Regions from separate parts of the Homo sapiens genome. Here region 2 is linked to region 1. A link is an interaction called in ENCODE POLR2A ChIA-PET data of the cell type or tissue named here. Cell type or tissue: PC-9. All regions are shown on one strand. Links, peaks and the distances in the headings refer to the core of each region. The heading gives the core; the rest is flanking DNA. Region 1 holds the start of LOC105376095 (a long non-coding RNA gene). Region 2 has its middle 18 kb from the start of GCNT1.

What was found. Peaks named below come from ENCODE experiments on the same cell type or tissue, not always from the same donor. Only the 100,000 strongest peaks of a DNase experiment are listed, where the experiment ranks them.
Region 2: POLR2A ChIA-PET joins it to region 1 with 6 read pairs; 4 of 35 experiments call an interaction of 5 or more read pairs at or near these places.

Annotation. Positions count from the first base shown.
Region 1 is chr9:76,590,175-76,595,549 of GRCh38, forward strand. It overlaps LOC105376095 (a long non-coding RNA gene), which reads left to right and starts at 2,734. Exons shown (of 12, transcript XR_007061586.1): 1 at 2,734-3,099. In PC-9, for the core only: no CTCF peak of the experiment used is centred there; no DNase peak of the experiment used is centred there.
Region 2 is chr9:76,438,363-76,443,737 of GRCh38, forward strand. It overlaps a transcript of GCNT1 not described here. Among named protein-coding and RNA genes, the nearest start is that of GCNT1, 18 kb to the right of the region's middle. RefSeq lists an enhancer at 479-568. In PC-9, for the core only: no CTCF peak of the experiment used is centred there; DNase peaks (open chromatin) are centred at 3,359 and 3,659; H3K27ac peaks cover 2,405 bases.

The sequences.
Region 1 (5,375 bases), core at 295-5,294:
TTTGGGGTAGGGTAATTCTTGGTTGTCAGGGGCTGTCCTATGCACTGTAGAATGTTTAGCAGCATCCTGGTCTCTACCAAGTAGATGTCAGTAGAAGTCCCCCTTCCTCCCAGTTGTGACAACCACAAATGGCTCCAGGCTTTGCTAAATATCCCTAGGGAGAGCAAAATCCACTCCAGATTGAGAACTGTAGGGCTGGCTCGCATCCTGGGGATTCCTCTCAATGTCCAATATGCCTGGTTTGGTCTTATGTAACCACTCCCTTAAAGACTTGGTTGACCCAGAGGATAGGTTCAATTTAGTTCTTGTGATCCACCCTGCTTCCTGAGAGGATTCTTTATTGTTGAACTTACCACAAAATATTTAATGAACATTTTATTATGACAATTCTAACCATTCTCAAGTTCAGGTAAGGCTTGCATCTTCAGTGGCCTAGACACTCAAAAGCGAATGCATAGATAAGCAAATAAATATACGAATGGAAAGGACAGAAAGCATACATCCAATTTTATCATCTGCACAGTAGCTGTTGTAGTTCTTTCCTTTGCTCTACCCTAAACCTAATGCCTATTCTTCCTTTCTGATTTCTTCTGGGGGAATTACCACTCCCTCTTCCACAAATCATGCAGTCATGGGGGATTATAAAACCAGGTCCTCCTCTTCTCCTAAAGAAGCCCAAGGTTCCTGGGGGATTCCTGCCCCAGAGCCTTTCTCTAACATTGCCATACCTGTAGTGGCAGGCATGTGACCCAAGCTTAACCAGGTGGAATTTTCTCCCAGGAGTATGAGTGTGAAAGTGGCAAGGAAAAGAAAAGGGAGAAAGGAAAGGAATGGATGAGTGTGGAATGTTGGCTTCCAAAGGGACTTATAGAGCATCTGCTCCATTGTCCTCACTGCCTTGAGAGGCAAGTGGGGCTCAGCACTATGAGATGACTTTCCTAGGTTGCTGTGTAGGGAAAAAGTGGAGCTGATGGGGTCTTTGGGGAAGGAAAGAGAGAGAAAAAAAGATGGAGATGGGCAGAAGAAGGAGAGGGAAACCAAGCAAGAAGGAAGGGAAGGTGTTTCTCATGAAGGGAAGGTGTTTCTCTCATGAAAGAGAGAGAAAAAAAGATGGAGATGGGCAGAAGAAGGAGAGGGAAACCAAGCAAGAAGGAAGGGAAGGTGTTTCTCATGAAGGACGATGGTGTGGATCCACTCACTCATGACCCAGGGCTGTGGCTTGCCTGCCAGACCTTTGGGCTCTGAGGGAAATGAGACAATCTGGGCTTTGTCAACTCATGGACAACCTTCCACGTCTTCTTTGAAAATATGTGAGGCTGGACTTGGCAATAGCTTCCTCTTTGAAACAACAATTACTCCCATTACTGCCAATTCTTATTAAGCTCTATGTGCCCTGGCTATCAGGCCATTGCATGTATTTCTTCACTGATTCCTCCCAGAAAGCCAATGAGATAGATGATAGTATTGTCTCTATTTTATAGATGAAGATAGTGAGCATCAGAGAAGTTAAGTAACTTGTCTAAGGGCAGAAACAAAGTTTAAGCCAACACAGTTGCGAAACCCCTGACCACAGACAGTGGGGGGATTTACAGCTTAGATCCTGCTAGATCCAGGCCCTGGAGAAATGGAGGTGAGGACAGGAGAGTTCCTCATCTCCTGTTCCAGCTCAGACCTTGTCCTATCTCTATGCCTTCAGCTCTTTAAGCAGGACTTAGCTTTTCGAACTTGATTTTGATCTGGCTTTGGAAATGCAGCTGCCTTCTGCTGAAATGGTCCCACTCTCCATCTGGTGAATTAACTTGCTTTTCATCTCCTCCTCCCTCCCTTGGCCTGTGGGTCACCGGGCTACTCGATAGCACCTTGGCCAGAGAATCAATGGATAAGGAAGGGAAAAGAAGGAAAACTTAGCTCAACTCTTGTTACCTGAGGCAGCGACTGAAACCAATGCCCACAAAGGGGGTTTTGTATTTCCCATGAATTTAAAATGTTTCTGTCACTCATGCTACCAAATGTCCTGAGTTGGTGATCCAAAAAAGAATGCCGTCATTGTGCAAACAGGGCAATTTATAAGAAAATTCTTCACAGCACACAGCTATGCAGTAAAACCTCAACCCCAAGGAGCTCATTGCTAAGCTGTTTCTTTGTTTCTCCTGCCTTGATTGGGGGTGGAGGAGAAATGAGGGAGGAGTAGCACTGCTGAAAAGCCCAAGACCTTCAGGAGGTCCAAGTCCTGCCCCCCACCCTCTTTGTGGGTCAGTTCATGCCCCCCATGGCCTCTGTGCTACTCCCTCATCCCTACCCCCTCATTTTCTTTTCTGTCTGCCATTTCTAGTCCTGGTCAGGGAACATAAAAGCTTGGTCTTGAAATTGAGATGTCTCTATGCCAGAAAGTTACTAACAAATTACAAGCAGCTGCAGTCAACATTGGCTTCCGACAGTCTTGACCATTTGGGAGAATGTTTTCTGGTGGGGCTGGCAGTCAAGAGGAAAAGGAGGCCATCCTCATCAAAAGGGCAGCACGCATCTTTTGAAAACGTTCTCTTTTCTTTGCTTCTCTTTCCTTCTCTTTTTCCTTTCTTTTCTCTTGCTTTTTTAAATGCTCTCCCTCACAGAAGGAGGGGAGCCACTATTGTGCAAGAAAATTCTCTATTGGCTTGCAGCTTAGCGGTGCAGTAAAAGTTTGCTCACATGCTGAGGGGCAATTCCATTTTAGCTGAGGGGTGATTCTATTTCAGGCCTCAGGCTGAGAGAGAAACAAGAAGGTGAAAGTTCCTAATGTCATCAAACAAAATTACAACAAGTTTAGTTTAAAGATCTTAATTGGCTTTTATTTGTGATTCTAGAATCAGGCAATTCAGAATCTGCCTCATTCTATAAAGTAGAATGTTGTGATGAGCTGGGAAGAGGAGGTTGGTTTTACAAACAGAAAGGAGCTGAGGAAAGCAGAAACAGAGAACCGGTGGATTAGTCGTTTCAAAGTTACCTTCATTATAAAGATCAAGGCAGAGGGGATTTCCTCATCATGCTCATTGAGACTGGCCTGTTTGGGGATTTGGCTGTTATCTCTCTCTCTCTCTCTCCTATTTATTGGAAGTTCAGGTAAGCAACTTAGTTTTGGCTTGGTGGTATGGAACATTAGCATGAGTGACTCTATTTTGGTTTGATCTGTTGGGACTAGTGCAGGAGCTCATTTCAAACCAGTGGCCTCCTGTACATTTTATTTAACACTAATTTTGACTGAATTTCTTTCTTAACTTACTCTTCTTGAAAACTACTTCTTCTTCTTCTTTTTTTTTTTTTTTTTTTTTTTTTCAGAGGGTCGCACTCTATCACCCAGGCTGGAGTGTGGTTGTTACAGGAAAGGGGTCCCGATCCAGACCCCAATAGAGGGTTCTTGGATCTCGCTCAAGACAGAACTCAGGGTGAGTCGATAAAGTGAAAGCAAGTTTATGAGGAAAGTAAAGGAATAAAAGAATGCCTACTCCGGCCGGGCGCAGTGGCTCATGCCTGTAATCCCAGCACTTTGGGAGGCTGAGGCAGCGGATCACGAGGTCAGGAGTTCGAGACCAGCCTGGTCAATATGGTAAAACCCCATCTGTACTAAAAATTCAAAAATTAGCCAGGCGTGGTGGCACGTGCCTGTAATCCCAGCTACTTGGGAGGCTGAGGCAGGAGAATCCCTTGAACCCGGGAGGTGGAGGTTGCAGTGAGCTGAGATTGCGCCACTGCACTCCAGCCTGGGTGACAGAGCGAGACTCCATCTCAAAAAAAAAAAAAAAGAAAAAGAAAAAAAAAAAGAAAAAGAATGGCTATTCCATAGACATAGAAGCCCAGAAGACTGCTGGTTACCCATTTTTACAGTTATTTCCTGACGATAGGCTAAACAAGGGGTGGATTATTCTTGCCTCCCTTTTTAGATCATATAGGGTAACTTCCTGACGTTGCCATGGCATTTGTAAACTGTCAGGATGCTGGTGGGAGTGTAGCAGTGAGGACAGCCAGAGGTCATTCTAGTGACTGTCTTGGTTTTGGTGGAATTTAGCCAGCTTCTTTACTGCAACCTGTTTTATCAGCAAGGTCTTTATGACCTGTATCTTGTGCCAACCTCCTATCTCATCCTGTGAAATAGAATGCTTTAACTCTCTGGGAATGCAGCCCACTAGATCTCAGTCTCATTTTACCTAGCTCCTATTCAAGATGGAGTTGCTCTGGTTCACACACTTCTGACACAGTGACACCATCATGGCTCACTGCAGCCTTAACCTCCCAGGCTTAAGTGATCCTCCCACCTCAGCCTCCTGAGTAGCTGAGACTACAGGTGTGTGCCACCACATCCAGCTAATTTTTGTATTTTTTGTAGAGACAGGGTCTCACTATGTTGCCCAAGCTGGTCTGCTGGTCTTGAGCTCCTGGCTGCAAGCAATCTGCCTGCCAAAGGCCAGGTGTGAGCCACCGTGCCCGGCCTATTCTTAGACACCCCTTGAATGCCAAAGTGAATTAAATTTTCAACTCTATTTTCTCCTCCTTTGATCTTCTTTTAAAGATTTTGGGGGACATATTATTAATATGTTTCTAACATTTCATCATAAAAAGTCTCAAAGAGAGACAGAAAAAAGGTTACACTGCATCCTCATCCACTCTGGGTAATTTTAAAGCTAGCAAAAGTAGGGAAATAAGTGGAATTAAATAACAAACGGGGGGAGGGGGAACAAGATTCTCACTTTAGAATTCTCAATAATAAAGGCATCTCAGCTACACATTGACATGTAAATTAACAAGACTTTCATCTTTTTGGGGCTCGGCCTCTGGCCCATATCCTTAAAATGGGTCTTTAAAAGGAAGGCTCCTATTAGATGCTCTTTGTGGTCTCTTCCTTGCCACAGGGATTCATGATTATACCAAGGGCTTGGATGGTTGGAAGGCAGATGAAACCTGAGATTTGAACAGAGCCTCATAAATCTGTTGTTAGAAAAGCCAGCCTGCAACCCAGTTGATAACATCCTGGGGAGCTGCAGGTAGGACCCAGAGGAGGGAAGAGAGAGTGTGGGGCAGATCAGAGAAAGTTGTCCCTTGCCTCCCAGGGGTTAAAGTCAGCGTCTAGCCTGGGAGATAGAATCTTCAGTGGTCTAGACCAGACCAGAGCTTCCTGAACTTCAACAGCCCCAAAAACAACCGACCTGGGAATCTTAAGATGCAAATTCTGATTCAACAGGTCTGGGGGTGGGGGTGGGGGTGGGGCTGAGGGTGGGCGGCACTGAGAACCTGCATTTTTATCAAGCTCCTAAGCAAAGCCAGCTCCTAAGCTGCAACCTATGCAGGCTCTGAACTTGGTTTTAACACACTATTTTCGCCTTAAAATTTTAAATGATTTTTAA
Region 2 (5,375 bases), core at 262-5,261, 150 kb before region 1:
CGAATGTCTGGGTTATAATAAGGTGTTGTGGAGACTAAGGCCTTATCAGGCAGTTGAAGCTTCTCAGTAGCAGACTTTGTAGAGAGTAGACTGTAAACTTTTCTTATCAGACTTAAGGTCTGTGTTGATGTTAATGCTGAAGGGGTATAATGAGGCATATGTGAGCCTCTCTTCCATCATGACTTGAATTAGTTTTTCAGGTTAACTCTGGAATGCCCCTGACTGAAAGGAGGGGTTCATTCAGATGATTAGGGGAGCTTAGAATTTAATTTTTTGTTTACAGCCATTTCATCCTTCTGAGTAAAAATTTCCTGAAATAAGAAAGTCAGGTAAATGTACCAGGGGTTTCCAATCTTTTGGCTTCCCTGGGCCACATTGGAAGAAGAATTGTCTTGGGCCACACATAAAATACACTAACATTAATGATAGCCAATGAGAAAAAAAAAAAAAAACTCATAATGTTTTAAGAAAGTTTATGAATTTGTGTTGGGCCTCATTGAAAGCCCTCCTGGGCTGCATGCAGACTATGGGCCTTGGGTTGGACAAGCTTGATAGATAGTAAGCCGTGTATGTGTGGGCAGTAAGTTTTGATTTCTCTAAAGAATCTTAACTTCCCTTACACATTTGACCACAACACTCTTTTCTTTTCTCGTCAGACTTATTAACATTTCAAAGAACAGACCATGATAAAACATGAAAGTAGGAAATAATTTCTATGAGAGTGTTGTAAGCCAGTGGTTCTGAAAGGGTGGTTCCCAGACCAGTAGCTTCAGTATCACCTGGGAACTTGTTAGAATTCCTCACCTACTAAATCAGAAACTCTGATGTGCAGTCAGCAATCTGTGTTTTCTTTTCTTTTTCTTTTTTTTTTTTTTTTTTTTTGAGACAGTCTCACTCTGTCTCCCAGGCTGGAGTGCAGTGGTGTGATCCCAGCTCACTGCAACCTCTGCCTCCCAGGTTCAAGTGATCCCTCCACCTCAGCCTCCCTTGTAGCTTGGATTACAGGTGCGTGGCACCACGCCAGGCTAATTTTGGTATTTCTAGTAGAGATGGGGCTTCGCCATGTTGGCCAGGCTGGTCTGAAACTCCTGACCTCAGGTGATCTGCCCAACTTGGCCTCCCAAAGTGCTAGGATTACAGGCGTGAGCCACCATGCCTGGCCCCATTTGTGTTTTTAAAAAGGAAAAGAAAAAATGAAAAAAAAATTTTGTCTGCATTTCCTTAGTAGAGATGGAGGTAAATCAGTTGTTGGTAAAAGCTGTGTGCGTCTTTCTTCAGATTGTGACTCATATTCTTATGGCTCTCTCCTCTTTGAATTCTTTGAAAACAGTGCTCTCCTTGCACTAATATGAATGCAATAGTGAGGAATATAAAATTTATTCAATATTTTAGAAGGAAGCTAGAAGAGAGAAGTTGTACCACATGATATCAAGATTGCACTTAAAAATAAACCAAGGCTGGGCGCATTGGCTCATGCCTGTAATCCTAGCACTTTGGGAGGCTGAGGTGGGCAGATCACCTGAGGTCAGGAGATCGAGACCATCCTGGCCAACACGGTGAAACCCTGTCTCTACTAAAAATACAAAAAATTAGCCGGGCTTGGTGGTGGGCACCTGTAATCCCAGTTACTTGGGAGGCTGAGGCAGGAGAATCGCTTGAACCCAGGAGGCGGAGGTTGCAGTGAGCCGAAATCCCACCATTGCACTCCAGCCTGGGCAAGAGCGAAATTCCGTCGCAAAAATAAAAAAAAAAAAAAAGAAAAAATGAATAAACTAACAAACCTTTTGAGGTATCTCATGTCCCAAATCTCTCTTCTTGGCTCAGCATCTCTTCCTGCTCCTGACCCACATCACCTTCTCTCTGAATTTTCTTCTAAGAGCAGTTCAGTTCAATACCCACATGACTTTCAAAAGTCTTAACCTCACCTACTAGTTAATATAATCTTCAAGGAATTTAAAGGAATTAAATTGAAGACTTTGTTTGCCTTGTGAACAAAAAATTCCCCAGTTGCCAGGTTTCACTAAAGCTGTGATGAATGAAGGTGACATCAATCTACATTTCCCTGATTTATATTTGCTCCACAGGTGAGGAGGAAACCTGGGTTACAGTGGTACCATGTTTCCAGTGTGTCCTCATCAGATTCCGGTCCTTTTCACTATGATGTTGCAACCTGTGTGTCCCCCTGCCCTGTGTGGGGCTGAGGTCCTGCACCCACCTGTCCTGTCTCCTTCCTGATGGTTGCTAGGACCAAAACCCAGAGGGGAGAATGAGCTGCACTCACAGGGGATGACTTGGGGACTGGGTCCAGAAAGTGGCTCATCCACAAGAGCTTGTTTAGAGCTACCTAAGAGGAGTCTTCCCTGGTCCCAGACTTGGTTGCACGTTAGAATCAGCTGGGGAGCTTTTAAAAATGCCTATGCCTGCCGGGTGCAGTGACTCATGCCTGTAATCCCAGCACTTTGGGAGGTTGAGGCGGGTGGATCACAAGGTCAGGAGATCAAGACCAGCCTGACCAACATGGTGAAACCCCATCTCTACTAAAAATACAAAAATTAGCTGGGCATGGTGGTGCATGCCTGTAATCCCAGCTACTGAGGAGGCTGAGGTAGGAAAAATTGCTTGAACCCGGGAGGCGGAGGTTGCAGTGAGCCAAGATCACACCACTGCACTCCAGCCTGGGCAACAAAGAGAGACTCCATCTCAAAAAAAAACAAAAAAACCTATGCCTAGGCCACATTCCATAGCAATCACATCAGAATCCTTGGTGCAGGACCTAGGCATCAGGATTTTTGTTGTTGTTTGAGACGAAGTCTTGCTCTGTCACCCAGGCTGGAGTGCAGTGGCGCGATCTCAGCTCACTGCAACATCCGCCTCCCGGCCTCAAGCAATTCTCCTGCCTCAGCCTCCAGAGTAGCTGAGACTACAGGTGCCCACCACCATGCCTGGCTAATTTTTTTATTTTTAGTAGAGACGGGGTTTTACCATGTTGGCCAGGCTGGTCTCAAACTCCTGACTTCAGGTGATCTGCCTGCCTCGGCCTCTCAAAGTGCTGGGATTACAGGCATGAGCCATCACCACTCTCAGCCAGCATCAGGATTTGTTAAGGTTCCATAAGTAATTCCAGTGGGTAGCAATGGTGAGAACCATCAGACTAGATGATGTACAAAAAGTCCACATTATGCTAAGACATTATAACAATTTTGTTCAAAACACTTCACATAATTAAATGGGCTATATTTTCATCATAGTATCTGTTTCGTATGTGGGAAATTTGAGACACGAAGAAAGTGTGAGTCATACCAGACAGACCATAGGTGAACTGTTAAGGAGGGAGAAGCCGCAGTGTCACCTTCCACAGTCCTGCTCCCATTAAGACCTATGAAGTGGAAAATGCAGATTATTCTTTGAGGTTTCCTGGGACCAGAAAAGGTCAGAGACTCTTAATGGGTAATGCAGACAACTGGAATGCAATCATCAGGTATTCATTTCTGTTTTAAGGTTTTATGTCTGAGAAACCTGAAACCTGAAGAAGTAAAGCAATCATGATTTTTTAAAAACTTAATAATATGGTTTTGGATTTAAAAAGAAAGACTGACTCAGAGCTGGGGAAAACACTCACTTGTGATACGGATCAATGTGAAAACAGCTTAACTCTGTTCCATGGCAATTCGCACAGTGTGACTCAGAGACACCTCTCTTCACCAGCTCTGGCTCAGGGGATGTGAAGCCAGAAGCAGAGGTCACAGTGACTTCATCTGAGAAGGACTTAACTGACCATTGCTGGTTTTGAAGCCGGAGGAAGGCCCACAGTCAATGAATGAGAGAGGCTTCGAGAAGCTAGAAATGGCAAGGAAATAGATTTTCCTCTAAAGCTCCCAGAAAGAAACACGGTTCTGCTGACACCTCGATTTTAGGCCAGTGAGACCTGCTTCAGACTTCTGACCTACAGAACGGTAAGAAAATAAATTTGTGTTGCTTATAGCCATGCTGTGTGTGGTAGTTTGTTACAGCAGCAATAAGAAACTAACACAGTTGTGACCAGGCGCCATGGCTCATGCCTGTAATCCAAGCACTTTGGGAGGCTGAGGTGGGCGGATCACTTGAGGTCAGGAGTTCGAGACCAGCCTGGCCAACATGGCAAAACCCTGTCTCTACTAAAAATACAAAAATTAGCTGGGCTTGGTGGTAGGCGCCTGTAATCCCAGCTACTTGGGAGGCTGAGGCAGGAGAACCACTTGAACCCGTGAGGCAGAGGTTGCAGTGAGCCAAGATCATGCCACCGCACTCCAGCCTGGGCGACAGAGTGAGACTCCATCTCAAAAAAGAAAGAAAGAAACTAACACAGTGGTTTTATCTGATTATCCGATTATCAGAAGTAGTAAGAGAAATGTGAAAATGGTTCTTAAGTTACAAAGTACCATATGAAGATAAAGTATTCATTCATTTATTCTCTTATTTATTCATCAAATATTATTGAGCTCCTCCTACTTTGAGCCAAGCACTTTTATAGATGTTGGGAATATACTAAAGCCAAAATGGATTTAAAACAAAACAAACACTGGCCAGGCTCAGTGGCTCATGCCTGTAATCCCAGGCTGTATGTGGGGCATGAGAGGAAGCAGGAGATGTCAGGTGAGATACAGCAGTAGCATGGCCCAAGGTGGTAGCAATGGAGATGGGTAAAAGGGATCCTAATCTGGATATATTTTGAAATAGAGGCCAGGTTCAATGGCTCACACCTGTAACCCCAGCAATTTGGGAGGCCAAGGCAGGCAGATCACTTGAGCTCAGGAGTTCGAGACCAGCCTGGCCAACATGGTGAAACCCCGTCTGTGAAGACCAGCTCGGTTGGGGAGACCCTAACCCAGTGGTGCTAGAGGAATTAAAGACACACACACAGAAATATAGAGGTGTGAAGTGGGATATCAGGGGTCTCACAGCCTTCAGAGCTGAGAGCCCTGAACAGAGATTTACCCACGTATTTATTAACAGCAAGCCAGTCATTAGCATTGTTTCTATAGATATTAAATTAACTAAAAGTATCCCTTATGGGAAACGAAGGGATGGGCCGAATTAAAGGAATAGGTTGGGCTAGTTAACTGCAGCAGGAGCATGTCCTTAAGGCACAGATTGCTCATGCTATTGTTTGTGGCTTAAGAATGCCTTTAAGCGGTTTTCCACCCTGGGTGGGCCAGGTGTTCCTTGCCCTCATTCCGGTAAACCCACAACCTTCCAGCATGGCTATTATGGCCATCATGAACATGTCACAGTGCTGCAGAGATTTTGTTTATGGCCAGTTTTGGGGCCAGTTTATGGCCAGATTTTGGGGGATTTGTTCCCAACATCCGTCTCTACTAAAGATACAAAAGCTAGCC